3 separate regions of the Mus musculus genome follow, and all the other regions are linked to region 3. A link is a loop called in an ENCODE intact Hi-C map of the cell type or tissue named here. Cell type or tissue: left cerebral cortex. All regions are shown on one strand. Each heading gives the region's core, and the rest is flanking DNA. Links, peaks and the distances in the headings are about the cores only.

Region 1 (10,535 bases), core at 1,231-9,230, 220 kb after region 3:
GTGGTAGTGCATGCCTTTAATCCCAGCACTTGGGAGGCAGAGGCAGGCAGATCTCTGAGTTTGAGGCCAGCCTGGTCTACAGAGTGAGTTCCAGGACAGCCAGGGCTACAGAGAAACTCTGTCTTAAAGGAAAAAAAAACAACAAAAAAAAATTATATTACACAATTTTACCTAAAAATTCTATAATGAGCCAGGCCCGGTGGCACATACCTTTAATCCCAGCACTTGGGAGACAGAAGCAGGAAGATTTCTAAGATTGAGGGCAGCCTGGTTACATAGCGTTTCCAGAACAACTAGGACTACAAAGAAGACCCTGTCTCTAAAAAAACCTTAGCAAAAATATTTCACTATGAAAAGAAAACACTTTCTTTTACTTTATGAGTGTCTACCTAAACATATGTATGTGGACTAAATGCAAGTCTAGTCCAGGCAGTGGCCAGAAGGGGAGATCAGATTCCCTGGAACTGGAATTTGTTTTGTTTTTCCACAAATTAGTTTGTAAATCGTCATTTGGGTTCTGGGAATCCCAGGCTCTATAAAAGCAGTAAGTGTTCTTACCCCCTAAGCCATAACCCCAGCCCCAAACTTTCTTGTCAATACTGGTATTTAATAAATTCTATTAGCTAAAATTGTATTAGCTTGAGCTGAACACTGTCCTATACATTATATGTGTATTTAAATATATAATTATGTTTCATACAAACTAAACTTCATTATTCTCACGTTGTAAACAAGTTTCCAGTGGCTCAAGGTCCCACCTAGTCACCAGTGGTGCCAGAATATAGCCCAGAAGTTGTACCAATGGGATGGCTCAGCAGGTAAAGGTACTTGCACGCCTAATGACCTGAGTTCAATAATTGTGACCCACATGGTGGAAGGAGAAAATTTATTCCTACAGGTTGTCCTCCACACATGCACTGTGGCTGCACATGCCTACGTACATGCAAACATGTGTACAAAGAAATTATAACAAAAAATAAGTTAGAAGTTAAGTCTAAACTTTATTTTTTTCAACCAATAAAGTCTATTGCTTTCCTATTGTATTTCTAGCTATTCCTTGAAAATAGATTATAAATTGTAGTAATTTTGGGAAAGGAATTGCTGAATAAGAAAGCAAATGGAAAAGATGGAAAAAAGAGAACAACTGTGCCTTGCTTTGCATGAGAAATTTTCTTTGAACACCTCAAATGAAAAAGAAAAATATAACTAGATACCAGCACACCTCCCAGGACATAAAAGAAGCCACCTCAGAGGGAGAAACAAAACATCCAGGCTTTTTTTTTTTTTTTTTTTAAATAAGCTTGAAGATGAACAATGAGCTTAAAGTCTGCCCTCTGAGCTGGGCAGCGGTGGTGCACGCCTTTAATCCCAGCACTCGGGAGGCAGAGGCAGGTGGATTTCTAAGTTCGAGGCCAGCCTGGTCTACAAAGTGAGTTCCAGGACAGCCAAGTCTACACAGAGAAACCCTGTTTCGAAAAACTAAAAATAAATAAGTAGTCCACCCTCCAATGATATGGGTGGGAAAACATGTTTACTTCCAGCAGACCTAATAGTTCAAACAAACAGACCTCCTCACAAGCAGGGGGCTAAGAAATGAACACCAGTGATATCTGATTGTTTAATAAAATCTCGAGCAAAAACTAAAGCAACTTATTTTTTTTTAATTTCAGATTGGTATTAGCATTCTAGACCTTTAAAGTTAGAAACTACTAACCCAGGGCTTTTCAAGAGAAAGGAGGCTTCAGTGCAGAACAACTTCCCCACACCCTTCCTTAGAACAGCCCCAAGTACCTACACTCAGGACCTGTTCTACGGACCTTCTAGGACATCTTTCTCAATTATCGCTACTCTTCTCACATACACACTGAAGAGTTCTTTCCTCATTAATCTAAGTGTTTCCTTAGAAAACTAATCGACATTTTAGTATAATGATCTTCTCTAGACCATGAATTCCCACTGCAGGCCAAGAACCACTGCTTATGTCTCCAGTTGCTAATTTTCAAACTTAACACTTCTAAAAGTACTCTACAAAGTTTGCTGAATAAGGACAGAAACTAAACTAAACAGAATACAGCATGCCCTCTATGGGAAGAAAATCTTTTATCAGTATAAAACCTCCCAACATTCCATGTCATTAATTCTGCTCTTTTCTCTTTAGAAATTTCCCATCAGCCACTGGTTCAAACTGAAGAAAACAGTATAATCTCCACTTCGGCTTGCAATAGCTTCTCTGAAGTACAGGAAGATACGTTTGAAGGATCTAGAACATAGTTTAGGCTTTCAAGAGCTTGTAGTGAGAAGCCAAGATGCAGGGTAAAGTTTGAAATGCTTGCTTTTTATATTTAAAAGCAAAAGGCAACAGGAAAAAAGCCACATTTTAAAAGACCGGAAACAGTGATTAGTAAGGAACTTCACTTCATCCACTTCTACTACATAACAGTCAAAACAACAACAACATCATCATCCCCAGCTCAGTTCACAACCCTCAACTACAGGGGAGAGAGTCACTAGCCCGAACCCTTTCTCTAATGTATGTTGTCCAAACCATTTTGCATAATTATCTGCTTAAAGAACCCTTCGAAATAAATCTTTGGATAAGGAAGTTTTCTTCTTCATCAGTTTAAGAAAATTCAAAACATCCCAGTTTAAGCTCATTATCATGGAAAGAAAATGCCTAAACCCATGTTTTATAAGCCATTCTTTGGTTGCCATGTTACCTTGGTTAGAGTCCCCTGGATCTTCTATATGAGCAATGACTTTGCTGAGATAAATGTCCTTCTGTTTTTCTAGCTCTGATTGTGAAAACATCCTTGAATAAAGCAAACCAGGAAAAACACCCATTAGAACCATGACTATAGTGCTTTGTAGAAAAGTCACATATTCAAAACAGGCAAAACATCCTACTTTCAGAGGCAAATTCTCTTTTAAGATCAGTGAGAGAAAAGATAATGTCAATTACAGTACAAAACTGAAATCAAGTATAGAGTTTAGAAGTAAAGGAAGAAAAAGAATAAAACCTCTACTAACAAAGAATAGCAGAAGGTAAAAATGAAGTCGCTCCTAAAGAGAGAAAACATTTGTTGAATAATTCAAGTTTAGCGAACTTGGTTGAGCCACACAGAAAAAGGTGATTAAGCTGAAAACTGGGGGGGGGGGGGGGGGGGGACGACCTCCCAGCTAAATCTAGCAATTTAGGACAGTCATGCATGACCTTGGCAAGAACAATTTCTTAGTCCTTGCTCATAATGATAGTTCTGTATGGAAAGTCAGTGGATGAAAATATTAACATTGTCATTTATTAGTGTTCCAAACAGCCTGATTTGTGGGTTTTGGTGTAATTTCACTCTAAGGAATTCAAAGTGAGGCTGGAGAGAGAGATCAGCAGTTAACAGTGCTGGTTGCTCTTCTACAGAACCATTACCACATAGCAGCTCACAACTGCAATTCCAGCCCCAGAGGACCTGACTCCCTCTTCTGGCTTCTGTGGACACATGGCACACAAATATAAATATAGGTAAAATACCCATACATGTAAAACAAAAATAAGGGCTGGTGAGATGGCTCAGTGGGTAAGAGCACCCGACTGCTCTTCTGAAGGTTCAGAGTTCAAATCCCAGCAACCACATGGTGGCTCACAACCATCCGTAAAGAGATCTGACTCGGGGGCTGGTGAGATGGCTCAGTGGGTAAGAGCACCCGACTGCTCTTCCGAAGGTCCGAAGTTCAAATCCCAGCAACCACATGGTGGCTCACAACCATCCGTAATGAGATCTGACTCCCTCTTCTGGAGTGTCTGAAGACAGCTACAGTGTACTTATATATAATAAAAATAAATAAATCTTAAACAAACAAACAAACAAACAAAAAAACTATCTTTAAAAAAAAAAAAAAAAGAGATCTGACTCCCTCTTCTGGAGTGTCTGAAGACAGCTACAATGTACTTACATATAATAAATAAATTAAAAAAAAAATAAATAAAAAATAAAACTATCAAAAAAAGGAAAAAATTGACAAAGCTTTCCTCAATTATGTAGAAAAAGAAATAAAACAGAACCCACAAAACTAAAATTTAGTTAATAACCTTGTCATTTTTTAAAAATGTTTAAGTAAAAATATACCTTAAGTGTATAATAGAAGTCTTTTTTTTAACTTTATTGTAATTAAATCAATCTGATTCAACATATAAAGTAGCTTTTCTAGTACACGCTACTAAAATGCCCATGTATAGATACTGCCATCTCCTGGCAACAAGAAAGTAAACTAAAAAGATGGCCTCAAACTGCAACCCTAACTAGTATTTGTCCCCAGTAGTACAAGAAGAGAGAAAACTAAATAATTATCTAAACAATTTTAGACTTTTCTTTGTTAAAATTCTTACTTCCTATCAAGTATGTGATCAGGCCTCCTCATACATGGAAGTTTTGTGTTTATACAGTATTTTACTTGTATGTCTTTCAAATAACCTTTTGAGGCTGTAGAGAAGGCACTGTTATCTTCATTTTTCCTGACACCAGAACTCAAGGGAGAGAATGATTTGCTTGAGATAACACAAACAGGTCAACTCAGACTTTCAAGTTTGCTTAGTCCTCCTGCAGGATTTCATACCCTACCCCAACATAGTACAGGGAAGGAAGGGAAGGACCAGACGGCTCCACAGGACATTACCTGGTTCTAGTTTGTAGAACAGGAATGACTTTGCCTAGTCTTCTCTCACCTTTCGCCTCCCCAGAATCCTTGTCAAAGGCATGCTGATTTGTTGTTGTTGTTGTTGTGATTGTTGTTGTTGTTTTCCAGAGCAGAAGGCAGGAATAGGACAGAGAATTACTAGTTATATTTTTATAATTTACAGCTGTTATCATTCAACTATTAAAGCTCTCTATGAGAATATAAAATTTTGGGGGGTGGGGGGAGTTGAGACAGGGTTTCTGTGTATAGCCTTGTCTATCCTAGAACTCGCTCTGTAGACCAGGCTGGCCTCAAATGCAAAGAGATCCCCCTGCCTCTACCTTCCAAATACTGGGACTAGAAGGATGCGCCACACTGCCTAGGGAAAATATTCCTTTTTAATAAATGATTATCTTTAAATACTATGTATAACGCACTATAGTAGCATTTAAAATAACAATTATAATCTTTAAACAAGGAAAAAATTTTTCTGAAGATGAGATTATTTTATACAATATTCATTTAGGAGATTGAGAATCAAAGTCAGAAGCTAAATAGAGTCTAGAGATACAGCTCACTCCCCTAATGTGTGTGAGGCCCTGGTTTGGATCTCTAGCATTTAAAAGAAACCAATTTAATAGAAAAATTTAAAAGCCTGAGCTAGATATGGTGAGTCGTGTTTGTAATCCCCGCACTTAGGAAGCAGAGGCATGACTGCTGAAAGATCTAGGCCAGTCAGACTTACAGACTGAATTCCAGGCCAGCCATGGACCAGACACTATTTTTATACACATATTTCATTAATTCTTGCTGTAACATACAGTAACATTTACTCAATTTATAGTAAAGATTATCAGGTGGATGGGTACAGCTTAGCAGTACAGTATATGATTAGCATGTACAATACACTAGGCTTAATCCTTATTATCAAAAAAAGAAAGAAGTTTGCTGGGTGTGGTGGTGACACTTTAATACCAGCACTCAGGAGGCAGAGGTAAGTTTCTCTGAGTTTGAGGCCAGCCTGGTCTACAGAGTGAGTTCCAGGACAGCAGGGACTAAACAGAAAAACTCTATCTAGGAAAGAAAGAAAAAAAAAAACAAACCACAAATCAAAAGATAAAAGAAAAAGAAGTTTGAAGAAGCATCAAAGGTTGAAAAACGAAAGTAATGGTGTCAATCAGGATTCAAACCCTAATTCATTTGAACACAAATTCTGCTAACCGCAAACAAAATTATCATTGTGGAATATATGATGGCCACAGGGGGTTTTTATATGTTTACTTTTTAAAAGAGATTTATTTATTTATTTTATGTATATGAGTACACTGTAGCTGTGTTTAGACACACTGGATCCCATTACAGATGGTTGTAAGCCGCCATGGGGTTGCTGGGAATTGAATTCAGGACCTCTGGAAGAGCAGTCAGTGCTCTTAACCACTGAGCCATCTCTCCAACCAGTTTTATGCATTTTATATATGGAAGTTAAGTACATAGGAATTCTTTCTGAATGAAAATAACTTCCTTTCTACTATGTCTTGAAAAAATGTACTTACTCTGTTTGATGAACTGGACACAACTGGAATTCTCACTTCACAACCTGATTTATGTGAGCCACTGTTTTTCCTGTTGGGGACCTCTGAATGGTTGGAGATCTGAGAGAACACAGGGGTAGGTTTCTTACTTTCAGGTATATTTTTATCAGAGGCAGTTTGTTCGATGTTATTGTTTGAAGGAGAAGAAAGCAGGGGCCCATCCCAAGCAGAGGTATTGGGACTGACCCCTTCAGGCTCAGTGCAACGTTTACTCTCATTAGGTTGAGGGTCATCTTCTCTCGTCTGTTCCCGAAGGGAGGCAGGATTTTCCGTTTCTTTGGAGGAATCGATCTTGTCTTTATCAAGCACAGGATCACAAACTGTTGGATTAAATGGTGCGACAACAGTTACTTTTATAAGATTCTTTTCAAGTACAAAGTGTCTGTTTAATGATTTACTAGGAGTAGGTCCATGACCAACTGATGTACTTAGTTGAGGTAGTTTTAGGAAGCCAGGGGTTTCAGCTGCTGGTCCCAAGCTGTACAAAGAATTTTCTTGAGGAATATCAGGTAGAATTTGACTCTTTCTTGGTCTATACTCATTATGCCCACCATCATCGTCCTTCAAGAGCATCTCAATCTCTTCCTCTGTGAAACTGAAATGGCCATCATCTTCTTCTCCATCAGAAAACTCCAACAAGGAGTCATCCAACTCATCTTCATCCAAGGAACCCCAAGGAAATGAGGCATTGCTTTTAGGCAGAAAAGAGGCACCAGAAGACTGTTCAGAGGGCAAGAGTGAACACGTCATATCTGGAAAAATATGAGGAAGTTTGTGCTGAAGAACAAGAAATATCTTAAACCAACTCCAATCTACTATGTGTATACAGGAGGCATCCTAGGATCTCAAATGCTGTTGCTTGCACAGTCACTTGTAACTTGAGAAATAATTAAGATATTTAATCTTACTAGCATTATGAAAATAAATGTTTAAATAAGATATTTCTGATTTGGGTTGGTGAGGCTGTAGAGACAAGCACTTACTCCCAGTAAAGCATAAGTTCAAGTGATTTTGTGGAGAGTAACTTGGCAACATCATCTGATTTACTAATCCTCACTTCTGCAAGTTTATCAGACTGAATTACCTACCTCAAATGCACACAGAAACACAGGGATGTTTAAATCAGTATTATTCGAAACAGTTAAATATTAGAGGCAACCTAAATGTCCACCTCTAAGAGAAATGTTCAATAAAATCATGTTCATGTCAAAAACATTTTTCAACTACTTAAAAGTACATTAAAGTAGATTTATATGTACTACCACAGAGTGTCTATAATAGTCAAGCAGAATATATGTTTTGTGAAATGTTTTAGAAATGATGCTTCGCTCTCCAGTTCTCACGACTGCACCTGGAGCCTCATGCATGCTATGCAAGCCCTCTCACATCCCCAGGCTACTTCTTACTTTTTAATTTTAGATAGAGTTTTACTCAGATGCCCAGACTAGATCTAACTTGCTCTGTAGCACAACCAGGCCTTGAATTTGCAATCCTCCTGCCTCAGTCTCCACAGAAGCTGGGATTCCAGGCTTGTGAACCAACTGAAACATACATACACTCATACACTCATACATACATACATACATACACACACACACACACACACACACACACACACACATACATTTTTTAAATGAAAATAAAATTTAAAAAAAATCATGAGAGGAAAGTAGATAGATAAATGTTGTTGAGTATAGGTGGTACATGCCTTTAATCCCAGCACTCAGGAGGTAAAAGCAAGAGAATGTTACAGGTAAGCCAAAGCTATACAGTGAGACCCCATTTCAAAAAACAAAAATTATAAAAGATGTCTTGCATACTGTGTGGAGCTGCTGGAGCAATCTCTGCCTTTGCCACGAGACCAAATGGAAAAAGGTTTCAACTCCCGCTGGCTGTTCCTTCCAGGAGACTTGTCAAAGTGATTGACTCCCACCTTCCTGCAGGCACAAGGAAAATTAAAGGATCTTCTCATCACTCTCAACCCCGGTAATTACAAAGTCAACTGCATTATGCTTCAAGGTGTTCCATCTATTAATTTTGATCTTGATTTTTTAAAAATACCAGCAAGTTGGATTATTTTCAGTGAAGAACACCAAAGAAAAATCTTTAGAGGAAAAAATTATGCAACTAAGAACTGGCTTAGTTCCTCCAACAACCGGCACTTTCTTATGACTGCTGTTGGGTAAATAAGGACTAGGAGTCCTAAGACCTAAGATCTGGCTCTGTCACTAACTAGTACTAACCATTTAAGCCACTTAGCCATTTGGACTTGTTCCTTGTAAAATAGAAAAGGGTTGGAGGAGGAGACCATGTCAAAGATTTTAACCAAACTAAAAATGATAACCACTCCAAAAACCAATCAAGCCGCTTCCTCATTTTCATTATATATAAAATACAAAGAAAAAGTCAGCAGAGATATAAATACAAAAATTGTTGCTTATTATCAATTGTAGAGTCAAGTGTCAACATCATTCAACTCTTTTTCTACATGAATGTTTACTTGTATAATTAAAACTTAGTGTGGTGGTTAGGGATGTGGCTGAGTAGTGTTTGCTTAGCATACATAGTGGGCTGGGATTATTGGCACACACCACTATATCTACTTTATGTGTTACTGGGGATCACCCAGTGAAGCGCTTTGCTAATGCTAGGCAAGTGCTTGTTTTTTGAGGTAGAGTCTCATACAGTTCAGGCTGGCATCCAAATCCCGATGTAGTGGAATGGAACTCCTGTTCCTCCTCCACCTCCCAAGTGCTAGGATTACAGGAATGTACCTCTTCACTTGGCTTCTTTTATAGCCTGTTTCTTTGTTTTTTTTGAGACAAGGTTTCTCTGTGTATCCCTGGCTGTCCTGGAACTTGATCTGTAGATCAGGCTGGCTTGGAACTCAGAGATCTTCCTGCCTGTCTCTGCCTCCTAAATGCTGGGATTAAACACGTGAGCCAACAGCTTCCGCCCAGCCCTTTTTGGCTTTTCGAGACAGGGTTTCTTTGTGTAGCCCTGACTATCCTGGACTTGATTTGTAGACCTGGCCTGGAACTCAGAGACCCACCTGCCTCTGCTGTTTAAAGCTTCTTTAACTAAAATCCCCTTTACTTTACCAGCCCCCATACCACACCTTATTCTGAGTTCTAGGTCAGCTGATCTGCAGAATGAGCCAGACAAAGCTATACAGTCTCAAAACATACCCTGTATCGTTTTGTTTTTGTTGTTGTTGTTTTTTGACAGCAGTAACTTCTAGGCCTTCTAAATTTAGTATGCTTGCTAATATACTATGGAGTATATAAATACTAAAGATAAGTTTTTATTACTTGAAAAAATAATTTAACCTACCCTAAAATGCCCCAGAAGCTGCCCTAGGTCTCACAGATGTCATCCATCATCCAGAGACACACAATGAGCTCCTCTCATAATGTCCCAAGTGGCAAAAGCATCAAAAACAATATCACGTTCATATACACAAAGAGACAAAGACATTTTAACTCATACAACCCATTCTCTTTGCAACTTTAGTTCCTGAATTTCAAGATAATTTTTTCAAAAATTCTTTTTAATTGAAACAAGCCTGGCACAGCAGTATTCAGCACTCAGTAGCACTCAGGAGGCAAAGTCATGTGACTCTCTGAGAGTTCCAGGACAGCCTGGTCTACACAGAGAGTTCCAGGACAGCCTGGTCTACACAGAGAGTTCCAGGACAGCCAGGGCTATAGAGAGAAACCTTGTCTCAAACAAACAAACAAACAAAAAGCTTGTAAGTAACATAACTTAACTCCCATGGCCACCACTTAGCCCTCTCCCCCACCAACCCCACTGCTAATCTCTTATTCCAGCCTTCTCTCCTTTAATAAATTATTTTGAAATAAATCTCAGGTATCACACCGTTTTAATTATAAAATTCCTTATCCTAAAATATCCTGCTCAGGGGCTGGAGAAGTGGCGTAATGGTTAAAAGCACTGGCTGCTCTTCTGGGGGCCTAGGCACCATTCCCAGTACCCACATGGTGGTTCAATCTACTGTAACATGTTCAGACATACAAGCAGGCAAAACATCTACACACATAAAAAAGGAAAATAAATAATTTAAACTCCTGCTCAATTTTCCAATTATCTTGTCATATTTTTCAGGCTTGAGGAAAACAAACAAGCCATCACTTAAATAAGGCCCATAAAATGCAACAGGCTGATATATCTTCTAAAGATTTCCTACCTTTTCCCTACTGTAATTATCTGTTAAAAAAAAAGTTTCTATGATATATAGAAATCACAAAATTATAAAAA
Region 2 (10,535 bases), core at 1,437-9,436, 120 kb after region 3:
ACTATGATGGTTTTTCAGCTACACTGCATTATCAGGATGTGTCTCAGACAAGGGCCTACAACTCAGTCTATCACACAGAAAAGGTTGCACTAATTAATGAAAATTAAACACTAGACTTTTACTTTTCCTCCTTTTCTTTTATTTATTTAGTTAGTTAGTTAGTTAGTTTTGGTTTTTTTCGTGACAGGGTTTCCCTGTGTAGCCCTGGATGTCCTGGAACTCACTCTGTAGACGAGGCTGGCCTCAAACTCAGAAATCCGCCTGCCTCTGCCTCCCAAGTGCTGGGATTAAAGGAGTGTGCCACCACGCCCAGCTCTTTTTTTTTTTTTTTTTTTTTTTTTTAAATTTACTTATTCATTTGAGTACACTGTAGCTGTCTTCAGACACACCAGGAGAGGGCATCAGATCCCATTACAGATGGTTGTGTGCCTCCATGTGGTTGCTGGGAATTGAACTCAGGACCTCTGGAAGAGCAGTCAGTGCTCTTAACTTCTGAGCCATCTCTCCAGCCCCCTCTTCTATTTATTTGTTAAAGAATTCACACACACAAACACTTATTTTCTATTAATGCCTCACAGTATCTTGGGAGGTATGAGAATTTATTTTAGACAAATTTAGCCTAGCGTGGTGATGCCCTCCTGTAATCCTAGCATTCAGGAGGTGAAACAGGATGATCAGGAGTTCAAAGCCACCCTCAGCATGTCAAAACCAAACTGAGCTACATGAAAGAAATCCTATCTCAAACACAAAAGTAAGAAAGGAAAGATTAATTGGAAACCAACATTTCATGAGTTTTATCATTTGTCAGCAGTGGTTCTGGGTGTCTCATATGTAATCTATTAAGACTTCACAAGTGCCACAAAGTCAGCATAATTAGAAATATAAAGGTACAGTCTATGTGGATGGAGCTAAGGTCAAGTCACTGGGACATGAATCCAGGCAGACTTCTTGCTTGCTTGCTTGTTTTTCAATTTATCTTTATGTGCATTGTTTGTCTGATTGCATGTGTCTGTTTGAAGGTATCAGATCCCCTGGAACTGGAGTAACAAAACAGTTGTGAGCTGCCATGTAGGTGATGGGAATTGATCCCAAGTCCTCTCTCTAGAAGAGCAACCAGTGCTCCTAACTGACTGCTGATTGACCTTTCCAGCCCCAAATCAAGACAGTCTTCCTTCTTAACATGTAACAACTGAGCTACTCTGCACATACAGCAGTGTGATTGGAGAATTGAGTCTGAGGAACCCTCAAATCACAATCCCTACAGCCATTCGCCCAGTGTCTATTTTTATGTGTATGTTTTATCTGTATGTATAGCTGCACACACTTGTATACCTGGTGCCCTGGAGGACAGGATGTCATTGAATCCCCTGGTACCGGAGTCAGACAATTGTGAGCTGCCATGGGTGCTGGGAATCAAACCTGGGCCAGTGCTTTTAACCACTGAGTGATCTCTCCAGCCTTCAGTCTTTGATTCTTGATTAATTCTCAGTTTAGCACTTCAACAATGAAGGGAGTAGTATAAAATCAACATATGTTGGATGCATTGGATTCTACATGTATATTTTCTTTATCACTGGAAAGGTTCTATGAACAGACAGCCAAAGGACTGAAGCCAAGACATCCAGACTTTTGTGACTGTCTGCTCCTGTGTTATACCAGATAGCCTCTTCAGATGGCCATGTTTGTCTTTGGCCCTAGTGGCTTGCTTGTGCTCAATCTGGGAGGGAGAACCAGGACAATTGCCTGTTGACCTGATGACATGTTTCCATCTCTTTCCCCAGGTATTGGTGTCCCCATTATGCTGGCATATGTTTATGGGGTTGTGCCCATTTCTCTTTGCCGTGGAGGTGGCTGTGGAGTTAGCACAGCCAATGGAAAGGGGGTAAAAATTGAGTTTGATGAAGATGATGGTCCAATCACAGGTAAAGGAAGGACTTTTATTTCCATTTGAATCTATAGAACAAAAGATAAAAGTCAGTAGAATTGAGCACATATTTACAGAGGTTATCACTGGATTTCTTTGGATAATGAGCTTTGTGGGGGGTAAAGTATTTTTAGCCTTTCATTTCTTGGTTCCAGAATTATTAGGTTAATTCCTCTGGTACTTGCCTGTGTATGGCAGGTATGAGGCAATAGGGCTTCAAGTAACTGGAGTGTGCTAGCGGGGTGGTCAGAAAGCTCCGCGTCTGTGCCGCACTCCGTCAGTTTCGGAGGACTTTATACTTTATCCTGCTTGCTTCTTACAACAGCTCTCTGAAGAGGGAGGCCGGGGCTATCATCCCCATCTCAGCGGGAACTGCTTTAGCTTGTATTTTAGTAGCAAGGGCTTCTGCAGACCTGAGATGAGAGCAAATCTTGTGACTCCTACTTGAACACTGTCTTCACCTACTTGCAACACGGGTGTTTTTGATGCTTTGCGGCAGAAGCTGCACGCGAGCTAATCAGATGTTAAGTAAAGGGGTTTGAGAGCACTTCCCTATAATCCTAGCATTGGGGATGGTGAGGCAGAGGAGGTCATGTGTTCAAAGCCAGTCTGGGCCACAGGGAGACCCTGACTCAAAGTAAAAAGAGAAATACGAGTGAGGCATAATTGCTCACATCTTTAATCCTAGCACTGATATCCAAGGCCAGAGTGGGCTAAGTACTAAATTCAAGACAGCCTAGACTATAGAATGAGAGACCCTGTCTCAATTTTTTTTTTTTAATCTACTAAGGTAGATAAAAATAGCTGCTGTAACCAGGCAGTGGTGGCTCACACCTTTAATCCCAGCACTTGGGAGGCAGAGGCAGGCGGATTTCTGAGTTCGAGGCCAGCCTGGTCTACAGAGTGAGTTCCAGGACAACCACGAATATACAGAGAAACCCTGTCTCGGAAAACAACAAAACAAAACAAAATAGATGCTGTAGACTTATACAGAAATAATAGTGGGCTTGCAGTTAAAATGTGGTGTGACTTATTTGATCCTGAGTAGTCATTTAATTTCAAATTCTTATTTCCTCATTTGAAATCAGGGCTCCTAATCACTAAGTTACTGAGAGGCTTAAGTGCAGATGTTAGCAGTCTGGTTCTGTTGTCTCACACGGTCGCTGCTTGTTAAGTGAATTTGTAGTACTTTTCAGCATGAAAATCCTCCACTCTGAAGAGTCTCTTCAGGAAAATGCCTTCCAGACTCTTTGTATGTTGTTTCAAATGGGGGTGTCTGGTTCTACCCATAGTGGCAGATGCCTGGCGAGCCCTCAAGAACCCCAGCATCGGAGAAAGCAGCATTGAGGGCCTGACTAGTGTGCTGAGTACCAGCGGAAGCCCTACAGATGGACTCAGTGTCATGCAGGGACCATACAGCGAGACAGCCAGCTTCGCTGCCCTCTCAGGGGGCACACTGAGTGGTGGTATTCTCTCCAGCGGCAAGGGAAAGTACAGCCGGTAAGTAGAGAGGTGGTCTGTAGCAGGCATTGGAATTATTTGTAAGAGAGGACACACCGAGCCACATCTCTATACCACTTTAAGCATCAGTGGTATTTTATTTTTCAAAGTTCACAAATTCTTTGCATCATAGTGACTTCCACTTAAAGAATAATGTTGACTTTAGGTCTTGCTGCTTCATTCTGCTGCCTGCTCTAGGAAGCAAGAAGAGCAGAAGGCAGGCGCTCTGTTAGGCTTGTCGTTGGTTTTATGCTGTGTCACGTTGACTCTGGTACTGTACTCTTCATGACCCTCTTATTCCCACTGGATAGAGTAGGAAAATCAGTTCTGTGAATTTGTGTTAAGAGTACAGAAAGCCTTGTCAATAAAAATAACTGATGTACTTGCATTTTGCTGATGTGCCCTACCGTAATGCCATAGTTATTCATATTTACATATACAGCTGGCGTTAGAGGAGAAGCAGTTAGTTGAGTTCAGTGGGGAAGAGTGGCCTCGTGGAGCACAGCAGAGCAGGAGGTGAGGGAGACAGAGCATTGTCTCAGGTACCTGGAGGGATCCTGCTAGGAAAGGATTAGTACTCCGTGACTGACAGGCAGCAGCCTCCACTGATTTCATGTGCTATGGAGAACATGGAGGAGGCTGTAGGAAGGCCCCAGAGAGGACACTGCCTCACAGAGGACCTGGGCGGTTAGGGCGAGAGCAGATGGCGATTTGGCTGCAAAGAAGATGCAGTGGCAGATGGCGAGTGGACTAGATCTTCACCTTGGTGTCCTTCATTCGCCTGGGAACCTCTTAAAATAGACTCTAGGAGCATATTTCCAGAATTAATAACTTAGGCTGTCCTGGGATGGGACCTGAGGGTGGTCTATGTTTAGAGAAGACTCCCCAGATGATTCTAGTGTAGCCGCTGGCATGAACCAGCCTCTGGCAGCCACCAAGGAGGTGACCTGGTAGGTTCTGAGAAAGGCTTTGACCACTGAGTGTGTGGCAGAGCTGAAGCTGGAACACAGGCCTGAGAGCACCCCCCAGTTGCCCTCATTTCCTAGTGTGGGGCAGAGACACAGGCAGCGGGATGGAGCTGCTGCTGACCTAGCTGCATCTTCTGACTAGTGTCCCTTGTTAACGGCCCCTGCCCCCACATGCTGGAGTATTCACTGCTGTGCTCTCTTAAAACCAGCTCCCCTTGAATGAGCCACAGACATAGTTGGAGCGTGACTTGCTGAGACTGCAGTGCAGCCGGCAGCTGCTGCATCCAGTGAAAGCCGTTCCTTTATGGGAAGTGAATGAGTCAAATGGGCTGGACTGCGAAACCCATTATGAAGAAATACTGAAGTGCAGAACAAAATGGTGCTGAGCCAGAAAGGAAGCAGTTAGGGGTTCCCAGCCTTGAAACCCTATTAGGAAAGTGCTGTTGATGAGGGAGGAGGTTGGCTCCTATATGCCCTTCATTCCTGCAGCCTGGAGGTTACCTGATTACTACGTGTTTGAGTTCTTCCTCTGTGTCCAAGGTAGAAAGGGCAAAGCAGGAATGAGTTGTGAACTCTTCCTTCCGGGGCCTCACAGAGCAGTGGAGAGAGGTGTGGAAGTTGGTGCAGAAGAGGGTTGGGCACTCAGCTGGAGGTGCCTGCCGGGTGCTGGAAGAGAGAGAGTAAGAGGAAATGGTAGTCCTTTGTTGTTAAAGACCTGGCATAAGTTGTTCAGGCAGAGAAAGAGAAACTTTTGAGACAGGGCATAGCATCCACAAAGCCATGGAGGTACAGAATGAAAACTCAGGGGTTGTGATGCTGGAATTGGGGTAAGAAAAGGAACCCAAGCCGCTAGCAGGTCGGGAAGGCCACAGATGTCTGTAGGCAGGAAGGGGGCCAAGAGTTAAGAGATTTTAGGATGGTTGGGTCTTGGCCTGCGTTGACACTGCTCTGGAAAGTTGCTTGACTTGAATTTAGGGGCTGCTGGACACAAGCCCGGTGTTGATTTTTTTAGTCAAGGACTTATGTTAAAGGGACAGAAAGGAGGGGGCAGTTTCACTTGATATGTAAGAGAGGAACTATGCTGGCATGTATTTGAACTGTTTGGCAGTTGGAGGTGATCCAACAGATTATCACAGTTCTCAAGAGAATAATGGAAGAGGTGTGTTCCAGGAAACAAACCGTCAGAACCCTGCTTCTCCTGTTAACTTGCACATCCCCTCTTTACACAGGTTAGAAGTTCAAGCTGATGTCCAAAAGGAAATTTTCCCCAAAGACACAGCCAGTCTTGGTGCAATTAGCGACAGCGCAAGCACTCGTGCTATGGCCGGTTCCATAATCAGTTCCTACAACCCACAGGACAGGTATGAGCAGGCAGAGCCCGGGACAGCTGTATTCATTGGGTAATAGGTCCTCAGCGCTCCCTTCCTCATCTCAGGGCCCTGGGTGCCATCTAGTGGAGATGTGGCGTGCTTCTGAATCCATTGTGCTGGAGTGTTCATCTCTTAAATCTTGTTAGCCTTTGACTTTCCTCCCTCCCTCCTTTCTTCCCTCACCATCTCTTTCCCACCTTTTCCTTCTTTTGTCTAGCTGTTGCAACAGTGGAATTATTCAAATGGAGTTTAAAGAGCTAGACTGATGTTAGCTAGGGCCTGGGTCTAGATCTCCTCTCCGTTCCACTGCAGGAGGAATGAATGGCTTCTGACTGTGATGCAGTCGTAACAAGCTGCCAGCTTGCTCTTACATTTCTATTAAAAGTAAGGTAGGATGAGGTACTTAGTTGAATTCTGGAAGCTATTTATTTGTGTGTTAGATTGTTGTAAATGAGTATGCATATATGTATACCTACATGCCAGAAGAGGGCATCAGATACCATTACAGATGGTTGTGAGCCACCATGTGGTTGCTGGAAATTGAACTCAAGACCTCTGAAAGAGCAGCCAGTGCTCTTAACTGCTCAGCCATCTCTCCAGTCCCTCTGGAAGCTCTTTTTAGATGTTTTAAGGAGAGCAAGCGTGTGTGTGTGTGTGTGTGTGTGTGTGTGTGTGTGTGTGTGTGTGTGTGTGTAAAGGGAAAGTGAGAAGTGAGCTCTGGTCTACGTGGACCCACCTCTTCTAACTACTTAAGCCAAAACCCAGAAACTATTTTAGGAGCAGGTATAATATAACATAACCTATGCGTGACTCTCAGCACAGTGAATTTTGTTCCCACAGAGAGTGCAACAATATGGAAATCCAAGTGGACATTGAAGCCAAACCAAGTCACTATCAGTTGGTGAGTGGCAGCAGCACAGAGGACTCGCTCCATGTCCATGCTCAGGTGGCAGAGAAGGAAGAAGAGGGTAATGGTGCTGGTGGTGGCAGCGGTGGCAGTGAAGACGATCCCCCTTACAAACACCAAAGCTGTGAACAGAAAGACTGCCTGGCCAGCAAGGCTTGGGACATCAGCCTGGCCCAGCCTGAGAGCATCCGCAGTGACCTGGAGAGCTCTGACACGCAGTCAGATGACGTGCCAGACATCACCTCAGATGAGTGTGGCTCGCCCCGCTCCCATGCTGCAGCCTGCCCCTCCACCCCCCAAGTCCACGGTGCACCGAGCCCAAGTGCCCACAAGAACCTCGCTGCTCCAGCTGAGGGCCAGACTGTCTTGAAGTCAGAAGAGTATGAAGTGGAATGAAGGCCCCTGTTCTGAGAAGCACACTTGTTGTAACTGCATCTTTTGGAATCTTTTTCGGGGGAGGGTGGGGATTTATGTATTTTGTTTCAAAGATTCTCTGGTCAGGGTTCCCCCAGGGAAGTTCTGAGAAATTTACAATTTCTTACCAGATAAAAAATGAAATTTGCCTCTAGTATCCCTCCCCCTATCCTCTCATTTTTAGTTTTAATTTATTGGCTAAACTGATGTTGGCAATCTGTGAGGTGTGTCAAAGAATGTACATATGTATGTGTGTATATTGTATGTATGCTAACATTATTGATGACACATTTTAATAAAGAATTCTGTCATAACTGACCTCATGTCACTGTCCTTGGCTTGGGTAGTCCTGCAGAGCCAAGTGTTTATTGGAAGAGTAGTCTATCTGTCTGTGAGAGGCCTGCGGTTTTCTAACCCCAGGGAAGAAGGGTTTTACTCCCTCCAACTGCAGTGGAGTCGCTTGTAGAGCAGCTTCTCCTCCCATACAGGAAGCCAAGGCAGGCTTGCTGTAGACTGGAGTCAGGCTGAGTCTGCAATAGCGAGGAGACCGAGTTGCACCTTTTTTGCCCTCGAGAGGCAGTTCTGCAGTTTTCCTGTCAGAGCCAGATTCATACTCACCACACTCTATAGTCAGTGTTTAGGGGCAGAGTCTGTGGAGAGGGCTTGGTGACCCCGCAGGGTTACAGTTAGGAAGCAACTGGGGCTGAAACCCAGATCCCTGTGCATACTGTGTAGCTGCTCTACCCCTGAGCCGCATCCCAGCCTAGGAGCCAAGCCTATGGGAGCAAGAGCTGTTTCTGCAAGATCCCAGGCAATAGCTAGCATAGATGTTGGCTGTGCTCTCAGGTACACGCTCCCTGCCAGCCTAGTTAGAGAGAGGCTGAGAAATGCGGCCTCCAGGGAAAGCAGCGGGCAGGCGTGCCGCCCAAGTCTCCCTTGAGCTTACACGGTTAGCAGGAGTGAGCTGTTAGTACCAGAAATCTGGGCACTGTCAAGAATAAGGTCCTTGGGCTGGGGGGAGCGGGGGGTGGTTCAGCAGAGGCATGCTTGGCTAACGTGGACAAGGCCCTGGGTTCAGTCCCTGGTACCATAAAGTAATAATAGTAATGATAATAAATAATGTCTTTAGGAATGAAAGCTCATACAAAGAACTGCAGAGCAAGAGATTCAATGTCAGAATTCCAGATCTGACTGTCAGTTACTTTCCTATGCCCCCATTTTGCCCAATCCTTAAACCAGAATCAGGCAGCTTGTTGATCGATCGCCTTAGCACTGGGCCCAGGGGAAGAGCCGAATGCATCTTTGTCTGAGGACCAGCTGCCTTTCTGTTTGTATTCACAGGTTTACCTGCTGCCTTATGCAGTAAAGGATGGGGCGTCCAGACAGCAGCCACTGTGGAAGATCTTACTTCTCAGGCTCCACAGGCCACCTTGCATTTCCTTGCATATTGGAACAGGAAATGCTGTTAATGGACTTGGCGTCTCAGTAAGAAAGTGTCCTAGAGATGTCCCGGTGCGACTAAAGGAACCTGTTGGGGAGAAAAGGCAGACAGTTTGGAGACCCCTGAAATGCAAACAACCCACTCGAGATTTGCAATTCTTCTAAAGCCTCATCAAAAAAGCACTTAACTTGGATAAAGTCAAAGGCAGTACGTCAAAATGCGTGGTCTAGAGTCAAACCTGTAGTCTTTGTTGTTGTTGTTGTTGATTTGTGCTGTCCTGGAACTCACTCTGTAGACCAGGCTGGCCTTGAACTCAGAAATCCACCTGCCTCTGCCTCCTGAGTGCTGGGATTAAAGGCATGCACCACCACACCCAGCCAAACCTGTAGTCTTTATCTGGTAAATGTATGAGGTAATGCTATAGAACTGGGCGGACTACTCACTCCCCCATGTCTGTTTCCTCTTAGTCTGATTCTGGGGCCACGGGTTAAGATGCTATACTGAAAATGCTTTGGTAAAGGCCATGTTTCTAATAAGGAGCAAAGTCAAGAACACTGGGTGTCTTGATACTGGAATTCAGTCTCAGGCTTATTTGACGTTCCCTAGTGTGAAACCAGCTGAGAAGGCTCGTTGGTGCCATCTGGAGGAAGAAATGGGTAATGCTCTACCTCATTCGCATCCTTTCACTGAGAGGCCCAGGACACTGTAGGTATGGAAGGTAACAATAGGGAGAGCACACGGTTTCTGTCTCCATGGGGCTTACATTCCAGTGAGAGGAGACGAGATGGATGCTACCTACATGAGGAGAGGTATGTTCTTGGGAGCGAGTGACAGACGGGGCTGTTTCTGAGTGGCAGTGTTTTTGCTTTCCAGCACTGTGACAAAATACCTGAGATTTCACCTGGGAAAGAGGAAGGGGCCATGGTCCTGTGGCTCCATTGCCATTGGGGCTGCAGTGAGACAGAGCATCATGGTGGGGGTGGAGTGGGATTACCTGGTGGGAGAAGCTCTTCTCAGCTCATGGCAGCCGGGAACCCCAGAGGGATGTGCTCACAATATCCCACTCAAGGGTGTGTATCTCATGGCCTAATTTCCTCCAGCGGGGCCTTCTTTCTTAGTTTTGACCACCTTCCAACACCACCAACCCAGCTAGGGACCAAGCCTTAGACAGATAGCCCCAAGCCCAAACTAAGAAGGGAGCAGAGAAACCATGTCTGAAGATACAGCACACTATCGTGTCTGTGATGGGCACGCTGTGGGTCGAGTCAGGGAGCAGAGCTGCTTAAAAGGCAAGGTTGTGCAATGCCTCAGAACAGCTTGGGAGGAGAGGTCAGGAGGAGTAGCACTCGGGCCAGTGTAGTGGGTGTGTGCAGCCAGCTTCCACAGGGCACATCTGGTCCCTTGACATGACAAGAGGCTTTGGGCTTGGTGGATGAGTAACGTGTCCCTAACACACCGTCTTATACTGCAGAGGCCATCAAGCTTCGAGCATCGTGTCTTCCTTGAAGCCAAGGCTCTGTGTGTAACTCGTCTTGCCAGTGAGATGCATGAATGCAGTGTAGACAGAAGGGACCAACGGGGAGACTTTCTTTAGCTTCTTTGGCTGACGCTCCTGCAAAATCGCCACACCTCAGATTGCTCCTCAGCGGTCCAGGGTCAGCAGTAGCTTTTGGGGTATGCAAGGGCATCTCCAGCCGGAGGCAGCAGCTTGGTGCATGTTCTTAGAGCTAGGTGGCTCCTCATCTCTATGGTGATGTAGCCGTTCCCATGCATGTGGGGATAACTGTGGGGACCTAGAAACACAGTCTCCAGCCCCTCAGGGCTTTCCAACTCTTTGTGAACACTTCCTTTGTCTGCATTGAACCCTTTCTACTTAAAATTGTTAATGTTTGGGGTTTGTTTGGGTTTTTTTCCCCCCTCTGTAACTTCTGTTGTTGTTGTTTCAGAAACAGTAACAGTACAAACCTTAGCTCAGTCTTGACTAAGTTGGGTTTGAAGGAAATGAGGATGT
Region 3 (10,535 bases), core at 889-8,888:
GTGAAAGGTCTGAGCACTTATTCTGGCTACCCGAGGAAAGGTTTCATGGGATTCTGGGGAGACTGGTCCATGCCTCTTACAATCGCCTGAGAGAAATGGTAAAGCCACACTAGAAAGGACAGAGGAGGTGCTCTGGAGGGAGGGTGGCATGATGGATGTGGAGGTGGGGGTGAGGATATGAGACTGTGCACCAAACAAGTGGACAGGTGTGAGGTGACCATTCAAGCAAGGGAGGCAGGGAACAGATAGCGTTTAAGGCGGTGGGAGAGCTTGAGTCCAGAGGGCTGCACCATTCCAAGGTATCGGAGGCACCAGCACCCAGAAACTGTGTAGACCATAGAGCGAGAAAAATATGCACAGGATAGATCAAGTGTTCTCGGAGGGTGAAGGCAGGCCCAGAGAATCTCAATCTCTCAATTGTGCGTTCTCTCTCTCTCTCTCTCTCTCTCTCTCTCTCTCTCTCTCTCTCTCTCTCTCCAGGGAAGTTATATTACTGTTGCATCTTATTTAATGCAACAGTATTTTCTGGGTTGAATACTGTTGAAAGATGAAGAAGAAAAGAGTTCCCCTGACTAGATCCATACACTTCCACACAGAAAGCTTCCAAGCTTTTTAGCCTGCTGCGCTACAGTGACTGGGAACAGGCTACACCACGGCAGTCTCCTGATCACAAGATGCTTACTGTGTTTCCAGTCAACTGCTTGCGTGTTCCCAAACACTATCTGCCAAGCTCGGAACGCAGATCTGCAACCCAGGCAAACAACCAGCACCTCATGTTCTCTGTGAGTGGATAAATCAATGTACCACTTGGACATTCGCAGGTTGTGGAGATGTTGTGATTTGCTATTATTTTTGATTGTGTTGAGGTAAGAATGACAAGAATGTGCCACCATGCTGGGCTTACATGGCCATATCTAAAATAAGGCGTTGACCAGAATCTAGGAGCAGTGTTCATGCCTATAATCTCAGCACTGCTACAGGTTTGAGGCCAGCCTGGGCTTTGTAGTTAGACTCTATCTAAAATTTAAATAAGTAAATAAATAAATAAATAAATAGAGAAGCAAAGCAGTTGGATGAGGTGGTATATTTATGACTGTCATCCCAGCACTCAGAAAGTGAATTAAGAGGACCAAGAGTTCGGGCTTGCCTCAGTTGCATAAGATCCTACCTAAATAAAAAATTATAATAGTCACTGCATCCTCTCTGATCCCTGTTAGAAGAAATTCTGAGGCGTATCCAAACCAGACAGCTCTGCAGGGTTCAGCCACAGGGGGGAGCAAGGGAGTAGGCTGGGGTGGGGGTGGGGTACATTAATCCGGAAAGAGGCTGGGAGGCAAGATCAAAGACAGGAGTCCCTTGGGAAGTAGGAGGAGGCTCAGAGCACCGAAGGAGTTGCAGCCTGTGCCTCTGGCCTGATTGCCTGTCTACATCCAGCCATTGTTCATGCCAAACCTTTGGTCTAAGTGCAGAAAGGTATGACACCATCAAGCCTGGTCACCAACTGTGACTCACCAGAAGAGGGCAGCCTCCACCCTTAAAACACCTAGAAGGGGTGGCTAGTGAGGTGGAACAGGGTATTGGTGCTTGGGTTATAAGTGCCAGAGGCCACACCACTCAAGTAAAACACATCAAGCAATCTGTGTGAGCCACCACTGCGGAAGAGAACGTCTCACCAGCCACACTGACAGCCAACCCTCTCCAAAAATCTTGGAAAAGGCAAGCCAGACTCAAGCTGGCATCTTCCAGGGCACGACTCCGGGGCAGGCAGCTGAACCTCTGTGACTCACTTCCTTATAGACCAAATGTGTCTATATTCTAGAGACTGTTGTCAGAATCCGGGTAAGAGAATGACTTCACAGTAAAGGAATAACCTCGCAGCGCTGTTTCGAGAGTGAGATCATTTGCAGAAAACTCCTGGCAAAGAGCCTGACCCAGCAGGAACTCTCAGTCAATGGCAGATACATTCAACACACCCCCTTTCTCCTGTCTTGCAAGCTTTTCTAAGACTCTATTTGCCACAACTCTGCCCTTTGGCGTCCACTCCCTGAAACTAGAGGACCCAGCACTTCACTCCTGAGTTTCCAGAAGCTGAGGGATCTAGTTGGTACGCTTTTGCCTTATTTTTCAGCCCTAGTTCAGAGGAACCAAAGGATCCCGTCTCTTCCTGCCTCTGTAAGGAACTTGCAGCGCCATGGAAGGCCACAGGCAAAGCAAAACCTTCTGCCTCACTGGGCTTCATGGTAGACATATGCAGAACAAGGCCAGCAAAAAAGACCAAGAGGAGACTCCGGAACCACAATGAGTGAACAACAGTTAACCTTCAAGTCAAGGTTAACCTGCCTGCTCGCCTCCCATACGTGGATTCACTCTAGCCCCGTAGGCTTGGCCAGCCTAGCTGTCCTTTCTCCTCCAAGAATTCTTTCAAGGACTCTGTTTACATCAGCCCATCACGATGCTGATCTCCTCAGAACAGCCATTCGTAGTCACCGAGAACATGACGGTGCTGACATCACAAGGCATGCCCAGCAGGCTTATTTCCTCCTCGGCGCTCCGCACTGGCCCTGACCTCTGCCTGGAAAGTTCTTCCACTCATCCTCCACCTGGCTCAGTCTCCTACCTCAGTCAAATGTGAATTCAAAATCTCAGAGGAGACTTCCTCGGATGGCTATCTAAAAGTGCAGTCCAGCCGCGTGTGGTGATGTGACTCCTCCTGGAATCCCAGCATTTAGAGAGGAGGAGACAGAACTGAGAGCGCCAAGCCAGGCTGTGGGAAACAGCGAGTTCTAGACTAGCCTACAGTCGGCAGGGACCGACGCTGCTTCAAAACAAACTTCCTCACCCAACTTCACTACTTCCCACCTACAACAGCACACATGCTCATTGTTGAGTTTTCTAGAAAGCACCATGAAAAGGGGGCTTTGTATCGCTTACTTACAGCTAAATTCCCAGCTGGGAGAGCATTTTGCTGAGTGAATGAATGAGACAGACATAAGCGAGAAGGCTCTTAACCCAGCAAAAGCAGAATGGATGAAACTCAATGAATGAGCAGGCTCTTTCTTGCTCAGTGCCACGCTGCAAGCCCCACCCAGTCAGCCACCACCCCACCGTAGCTCAGGACTACAGACTACACATAAACAGAGCCAACGGAAAGCCACCAGGAGGGAATTAAAAGCCGAAATCAAATTAGGAAGACGGCCTTTGGCAGCAACAGCAAAACTCTGAGCAGATTAGTCTGAAAAACACGGCCACATGTTAAGCTTACAAAGGGAAAAAACCCCAGCCACATAGGAGTGGTTTTGTTTTGTTTTGTTTTGTTTTGTAATTACAAGATTGGTACCTACTGCTCTAAGCCAAGGCATTTTAAAACTGCTATTAAGTTTAATTCTTTTCTAAGTAGAAAAATTAAAATATGAGTATTTCTTTAAAAAGAAGAAAAAAAATAGCCTGGTATGATGATACATCCCGGCACTTGAGAGGATGGAAGTTAGGAGAACCAGGAGTTCAAGGCCAGCATCAGCTACATAGTGACTTTAAAGTCAGCCTGGACCACAATGAATCCCTAGCTTAAAGAAAAAAATTATAATAATAAAACAGAAGGATAAGTCCAAACCCATTCAAAGGGTGGCCCATATGCCCAGAGACTTCTCAGGATCCCATTTGGAACTTCAGAGTTGACAAGTTCCACCCATGTCTTCCTCCCTGGAGCCTCCTCTTCTCTTGAGTAGGTGTCCTTCCCAGAAGGTCGTGGTCAAGTACAGGTCCCTCCTGTTCCCTGGAGTCCCCAACACCAGAAGGGCCACATTTGGCAAGCATCGAGGCTACGCGTGCGGTAGGGACGGGGGGCTCACCTTGTTGGCACAGCTGAAGCCCAGCCCCAGTTCGGCTAGAACCTTCAGCACGCCCAGGCTGCTGTTGCACCCGACAGCATAAAAAGGCCGGACTCGAGGCAGGTGCTTCAGAAAGCAGAAGTGCTTCCTCACTACAGCACCCAGGTCGGCCACGAAGAAGGCAGCCACCTTGCCCTGCACAGCAAGAGGCGAACGGATGTGAGACCCAGCTCCCTCCCTGTGCCTGCTGGCTGTCCACAGTCCTTCCGGAGACCGGACACCAGCACCCTGCTGTAGCTTTCTGAGGCTCCCATGTCCTCCAGGACGGAAGGCAATCTAGGGCTGACACTTAAGGCTGTGTGTGACCAGCTCTAGTCAGTCCCTCCTCTCAGTCCAGCTAATGCCAACTATACAGACTGTCTACTCTTTCCCATCCCAAGCCTCCTGTGTTCCCACCATGCCCCCTGCCAGGTCTGGCAGGTTCTCAATTTCCTGTCATTCACCCTAAATGCTACCCCCACACTTATAAATACATATATACATACATACACATATATATGTATGGTTATACATAGTTATATATAAAATATATGTGTTATGCAAAATAGGTTTTAACCCATAACATTTAATGCTCTGGCTGCATTCTGCATGTCCTTTTAAAGCAGCAGACCTATATATACAGCTATCTGCTCCACAAAAGGCAGATACCGTGGCGTACAGCCCACTGCCAATGTCATGCAAGTGCTCTTCCCACTTGCAAGCCATGCCTGATCCTCACAGACATGGTTGAGGCTGTGGTAAACCCTTCCTGGGACTCATTTTCCTCTTCCTGCAACTTCTTTTTTTTTTTTTTAATGGATACCCATTCGGTGTTGTCCAACATAATAATTGAGGCAGAGGCCAAAGACCTTGAAAGGGCTTGGATCTGGAGAGAAACCGCCCTTAAGTAGTTACAAGTCCCTTTAATAAATGCTATATGGGACTCTACAGAATAAGTGAGTGGCCCTGGAGGCAGAGAATACAGAGCCAGCCAGAAGCAAATCAGGAAAAAGGCAACCGTAGAGGGAGGGAACCCTGAAGACAAGCCCAGCAAAGGCCCAGTGAAACAGCACCTCACATACACAGCGACTCTGCTCTAACTGAGCAGAGCGCAAGCCTGAGCATGAAGCCGGAAGTGCGGCTGGGGGTCCTGGGGCAGTGGGGAGCTGTTGTGGGATTCTGTTCCGGAGACTTGCAGCAGGTGGGAGAAACAGGAGAAGGTCCTGGGGGCTTCGGAGAGAAGAGGACCAACCACAAGGGAGGTTCTCCCGTGAAGTTCCTGGAGCTGGGTATGCCTGAGTGTAGAAGGGGAGAGCGCAAAAGGCAGGTACTCCGAAGTTCCCACCTGGAGTGCTGGGGAGACCGTGAAGGTGGAGATACTGTTCTTTTCTCAAGTCAGGAAACACAGGGAGGGCAGATGTGGGGGCAAGGACCAAGAATTGGAGATAAAGGGGACAATCTAGTAAATATCAAGTAAACAAATACCAATACCGAGAGAATGGGAGGTCTCCTACAGAGAAGAGGACAGGCAACCAACCCACACCCATTTCCATCCCCTCACCGAGGTGGCCTGGGAGGCCCCCAGAGTGAGCTCCTCCAGCAGATCCCGGGTGCTGAAGCCCTCCTCCACCATCACAAAGTCCGATTCACTCAGATAGCCAGCCATGCTGAGCAGGAGGAGCCCAGGGGCTGGAGGAAACCGCTGCCTTGGAGCACCGCTGGCTGCCTTGGCCACCGCCTTAGAAAGTATGCAACACACTGTGGGGAGAGGGAGATGGAGGAAACCGCTGGGGAACAGGCTGCATCCCTCACCTCCCCAGGCCTACGGTCCCTGCCCAGTCATGTTCTGTGCCCTTGCCCAAGCCTGAGAAGCCGAGGTTCGCTGGGAATGGTGAAGTTATGTCTGCTAGAGCCTCAATTACCCCCATCTGTTAAATGGGATTGGTTTGGAGTTCTTTTCCAGTTCTGAAATTTGAAATTGGAAGAAAAAAAATGTGGGGACAGATCTGAGAAACCTAGTTGGGGAAGTCTCCTTCCAATTGAAGGATTTCTCCAGTCCAGACTACACCTACCTAAAGGGCCAAAAAAAAAAAAAACAAAACCCGTGAGCTTGAGTTCGAGTCGGCTCTCTGCTTCATGACCTTGGGTCAGTTTCCCCATTTATAAAAGGTTGGTCCTGACACACTAAGAATGCTCTATGAGCCACGGGTGGGTTCTGTCCGCGGGACGGCTCTCTCAAGTGCAGGGCGGGGGTCCCGCACCCCAACCCCAGGCCTCCTTACCAAGCCCCGTCCTCCTTCGCGGGGGCCAGAGCCAGGCGCGCTGCTAGGGGGGGTCGCCGGTGACCTCGAAACTTGTGCAACACCCCGAGGAGGAGTGGCAATTGCGGAGCCGAGGCCCCTGCTGAGAGGAGGCAAGGGGGGCCGGGGGAAGGGTCAGCGCCCAAAGCCGAGGACGCCCGCTCCCCGAGGCTCCCCCCCAGCCATCTCCTGCACTCGCCTTAAAACGCATTTACACGGCTTCGGCCCATAGGTCTCCCCAGCGAGTGAATCGGATCCTCGGCGCCTCCGCTCGCTCGCTCCCCCCGGCTCCGGCCCCGCGGCCTGCGCCCCGCGCGCCCAGCAGCCACCGACCCCACGCCCCGCCTTGCGCCCGCCGCTCGCTTATATAAGCCCCGCCCTAGCCCCGCCCCGGTGCCCTGGCCCCGCCCCTGCCTGCTCCGTAGCCAGGGCAACCGGGTGCCGCCAGCCCATTGGTCGATTCGGACATAAAGCATTCAGCCCTGCGAGGCTGCTCCGCAAAGCTGCGCAGCTAAGCAAGCTGGCTGACTGATGTCCGCGGAGGTCCACGCGGGGAAATCCTTCGAATCCTAGGCGTCTACGTGGTCTGAGCCGCAGATCCTGCGTCCTGCGTCTCAAAAAGTGACTCCGGAAAACTTTTCTGTCCCTGGCTGAAGTCGATGGCCCCCTGCTCCTCCCCTGGTGAAGTTCTGGCTCCGCCCTTGGAGCCCAAACCTCTCCTGTCTTATTTTGTAATATGACCTTTTACTTAATCGCCTCTTCTAGGCATTTTAAACTCCCAACTCAAATGCCAGCTAAAATGTATTCAAATAGAATTTTTGTGGCTTCACGAGCTCGGGGTGATGCCTTCATTCTCAGAATCCACAAGACTCTGGTGAAATGTGGCTTCGACTCAAAGCATGTCTCCTCTTCTATACACAAATCCCTGTTCATCCATCAGAGTCCAGTGTAATATCTTCCTCTATCGGACCATCCCTGGCCCCGAAACGCAATGGGACTCACAGTCCTTGTCTCTGTCTGACCCCTCCCCTCCTTCCCTTGAGCCTTAATATCAGTTGCTGAGATACCCGCACCTGCTTTCCTTTTTTTTTTTTTTGCCTGATAAAACATCTCAGCTTTGTGCACTCCAAGGGCAGGGACTGAGAGCCGGGCTCCTTGGAGTGCTTAGCATGCGCAGGGTGTTGCTCAGAAGCTAATTCAAGAGTTCTCCGGGTAGAAGTCCGAATGCTGCTTGTCTCTGCGCATGTGGCTGCTGACTGGGAAGAGACAGAATGGAACCTTTCCGGTGCTTGGTAATGGTTACAGGTGTGTGTGTGTGTGTGTGTGTGTGTGTGTGTGTGTGTGCGCGCGCGCGCTCCTTGAGTTATACACATATGATTAATGCCCTGTTGTACCTGTTATGTATACTACGTTAAGAGTTTGCAAGTTTTAGCCGGATGTGGTGGCGCACGCCTTTAATCCCAGCACTTGGGAGGCAGAGGCAGGCGGATTTCTGAGTTCGAGGTCAGCCTTGTCTACAAAGTGAGTTCCAGGACAGCCAGGGCTATACAGAGAAACCCTGTCTCGGAAAAAAAAAAAAAAAAAAAAAAAGAGTTTACAAGTTTTAAGCCAGGCATGGTGGCCCATAGCTTTAATCCCAGCAAATCTCTTAGTTCGAAGCCAGCCTATTCTACACAGAGATCTACTACCAGAGCTACACAGAGAAATCCTGTCTCAAAAAAACAAGAAAAAAAATTACAAATTTTAAGAAAACCCTTGGTAGGGTTGGAGAGATGGCTCAGAGGTTAAGAGCACTTGTTGCTCTTTCGAAGGACCAGGTTCAATTCCTAGAACCCACGTGGGAACTCCACCTAATTCCACACCCTCATCTGACTCCCCTGATCACCAGGCACAAATGTGGTACACATATGCATGCAAGTGAAACATTCATACACATAAATCTTTTAAAAAATAAAGAAGGAAAGGAGAGCCCTTGGCATATAATAAGTACCTCATAAATGCTACTGACTTGCCAAGAATATCCCAAGTTTTATTTGGTAGAAATCTATAGAGTCTCACTTAATTAAACTGCCTTTTAATTATTGCTTGAAGTATGTCTGGGGGTGAGAATGTAGCTCAGTTAACAGAGAGCATCCTGGCATGCACCAACTAAACAGGATATGTTGGTATTGTCTATAATCACAGCATTCAGGAGTAAGAGTGGAGACAGGAGGCTTGGAAGTGTAAGGTCATCCTTGGCTACAAGGGGAGTTCAGAGCCAGCCTGGGCTACAGGGGACCTTGTCTTAAGAAAGAAAGAAACAAAACAAAGCCACTAACCCATCTGTAACATCTCCTGAAGAACAGCCAAGATGTTCTTAGAGAAAAGCAAGTCATTTCGTAAAGCCTTAACGTGTATGGGGCCCGGTTCACATCTCCATCACCAAAAAGGGGAGAGAAAAGGACTTCCTCCCCCAGATATCACAAAACATTCTATTAGGTTGTAGTCCTGAAAACAATACGGTTCTGGGGCAGGAAAAGGTAATTGAATAGTCATGTGGATGGGAAAGCTTGGTTTACAATGAAAGCAGAGTTTCATTCAGACTAGTGGAGCTGAGAGCTTGATCAGCTGTGAACATCCATACACCCGCTGGGCTGTAGTCTTTCTGAAGACAAAGGCACATCCTGTCCAACCTCAGTATCTCCCCAAGACGTATTTTACAACCTAATCAAAATAAAGTTCACAACTGAGGCCATGTGGGACCACGGAGTCGGAGAAAGCCATTTTCTGATTCTCACCTTTCCTGAGCCACCCGTGACAACTGAGCAGGCTGCCTGGCCTCCATTACCCCTGTGAACCAATTGGGTTCACACTGCTTTCTTGAGGTCTAGGTCCTTCTGCTTGGAAGCTCTGTGCTTCCTGTGCACAGGGGTATCCACTGTACACGCGTCACTAGCGGGTTCCTGCTTTGAGAGCTAGCAGCCATTTACAGCATGAGACTCACAGTTCCTGTCCATGAATCCTCTTCCTCTCTCTCAAGGAGCAAGGTTCTGAGATCAAACATCTGAAAGGGGTGGGCCTTGGAAGCCATGGGAGAAGCCTCAAAAGATTAGGCTTAGAGGAGAGGAAACACACTCAAACATTGTTGGCTCTATGTTTTGTTTCTGAAATGGGATCTCACTAGTAGCTCAGGCTGGACTAGAACTCACTACGTATTTGAGGCTAGTCCTAAACCCATAGCAATCCCTCAGCCTTTCCGCTTCCTGTTACAGATGTCAGTTCCTATACCTGACTTCTACTGCTTTTTGCTGTTGTGGCTTTTGATTATTTGGTTTGACTTTGGGGGGGGGGGGTTGGAGTATCTTATGTTGTTGTCGTTATCGTTTGTTTATTTGTTTACAACAGGGTTTCAAGTGGCTCAAACTAACCTCAAACTAGACATGTAGCCAAGGGTGACTTTGAACTTCTGGCAAAACAGGCTTCCAACACCACTCCCAGCTTTAAAATTAACTTGTTATTTGGCAATTTTGTATACTGGTTCTACATTTTAAGTGTTCGTTGAGCTGACTGCATTTTGGGTACCGTGGTCTTAAGTCCTCCTGGGATTAATAGGCACATAGTAGGTAACATTTAGCATCTCTGTGAATGAACAAATCAGAATCTAGTCTATCCATCTGTAATCTGTAAAGGATTAGTTATGAGAAGGAAAAATCTACACCCTGGACTAGGTACAATTAGTCTGCCTTTCTCTTTTTCTCTATTAAGTAAATATTATGTCATTGAGTCAATTTGATCTCTTACATCCTGAGAGCTGCAGTTGTTCCCATTTTGTAGAGGTATCTGAAGCTCAGAGGAGTTCAGTAATTTGCCTAGAATAACACAGCAGGTAAGGGTGGAGCCTAGTGACTGGGTTGGGAGAAATGGCTCTGGCAAATAGGAGAGGCCCTGGATTCACTCCCCAGCATCACTCAAAAGGAAATATTTTTCCGGGCAGTGGTGAGACAGGCCTTTATTCCCAGCACTCGGGAGCAAGTTCCAGGATGGCCAGGGCTACACAGAGAAAGCCTGTCTCAAAAAAAAAGAAAGAGAGAGAGAGAGAGAGAAGGAAGGAAGGAGGAAAGAAAGAAAGAAAGGAAGGAAGGAAGGAAGGAAGGAAGGAAGGAAGGAGGAAAGAAAGAGAGGAAAAGAGAAGAGAAGAGAAAAGGAAAGGAAAGGAAAGAAAAGAAAAGAAAAGAAAAGAAAAGAAAAGAAAAGAAAAGAAAAGAAAAGAAAAGAAAAGAAAAGAGAGCCAGGCAGTGGTGGTACATACCTTTAATCCCAGCACTCAGGAGGCAGAGGCAGGCAGCTCTGAGTTCAAGGCCAACCTCGTTTACAGAGCAAGTTCCAAAAC

What was found. Hi-C counts contacts between places; a loop is a spot of excess contacts. Peaks named below come from ENCODE experiments on the same cell type or tissue, not always from the same donor. Only the 100,000 strongest peaks of a DNase experiment are listed, where the experiment ranks them.
Region 1: it touches region 3 in a loop (2.3-fold over the local background); 2 of 42 quality-filtered maps call a loop at or near these places.
Region 2: it touches region 3 in a loop (4-fold over the local background); 41 of 42 quality-filtered maps call a loop at or near these places.

What each region holds. Positions count from the first base shown.
Region 1 is chr4:129,175,524-129,186,058 of GRCm38, forward strand. It overlaps S100pbp (S100P binding protein), which reads right to left. Exons shown (of 7, transcript NM_001379590.1): 2 at 8,078-8,194; 3 at 6,219-7,009; 4 at 4,666-4,748; 5 at 2,718-2,809. The coding sequence starts at 7,007. Among named protein-coding and RNA genes, the nearest start is that of S100pbp, 8.8 kb to the right of the region's middle. In left cerebral cortex, for the core only: a CTCF peak has its summit at 4,246 (motif pointing left); DNase peaks (open chromatin) are centred at 4,325, 8,177 and 9,015; H3K27ac peaks cover 443 bases.
Region 2 is chr4:129,077,126-129,087,660 of GRCm38, forward strand. It overlaps Rnf19b (ring finger protein 19B), which reads left to right. Exons shown (of 9, transcript NM_029219.2): 6 at 1,782-1,922; 7 at 3,217-3,424; 8 at 5,622-5,753; 9 at 6,603-7,401. The coding sequence ends at 7,065. Among named protein-coding and RNA genes, the nearest start is that of Tmem54, 23 kb to the right of the region's middle. In left cerebral cortex, for the core only: CTCF peaks have their summits at 5,844 (motif pointing left) and 9,171 (motif pointing left); DNase peaks (open chromatin) are centred at 4,624, 5,817 and 9,159.
Region 3 is chr4:128,955,936-128,966,470 of GRCm38, forward strand. Azin2 (antizyme inhibitor 2) reads right to left here and starts at 6,520. Exons shown (of 11, transcript NM_172875.4): 1 at 6,366-6,520; 2 at 6,149-6,269; 3 at 5,428-5,624; 4 at 3,849-4,022. The coding sequence starts at 5,532. In left cerebral cortex, for the core only: CTCF peaks have their summits at 1,384 and 1,586; DNase peaks (open chromatin) are centred at 1,573, 1,847, 5,510 and 6,600; H3K4me3 peaks cover 2,277 bases; H3K27ac peaks cover 920 bases.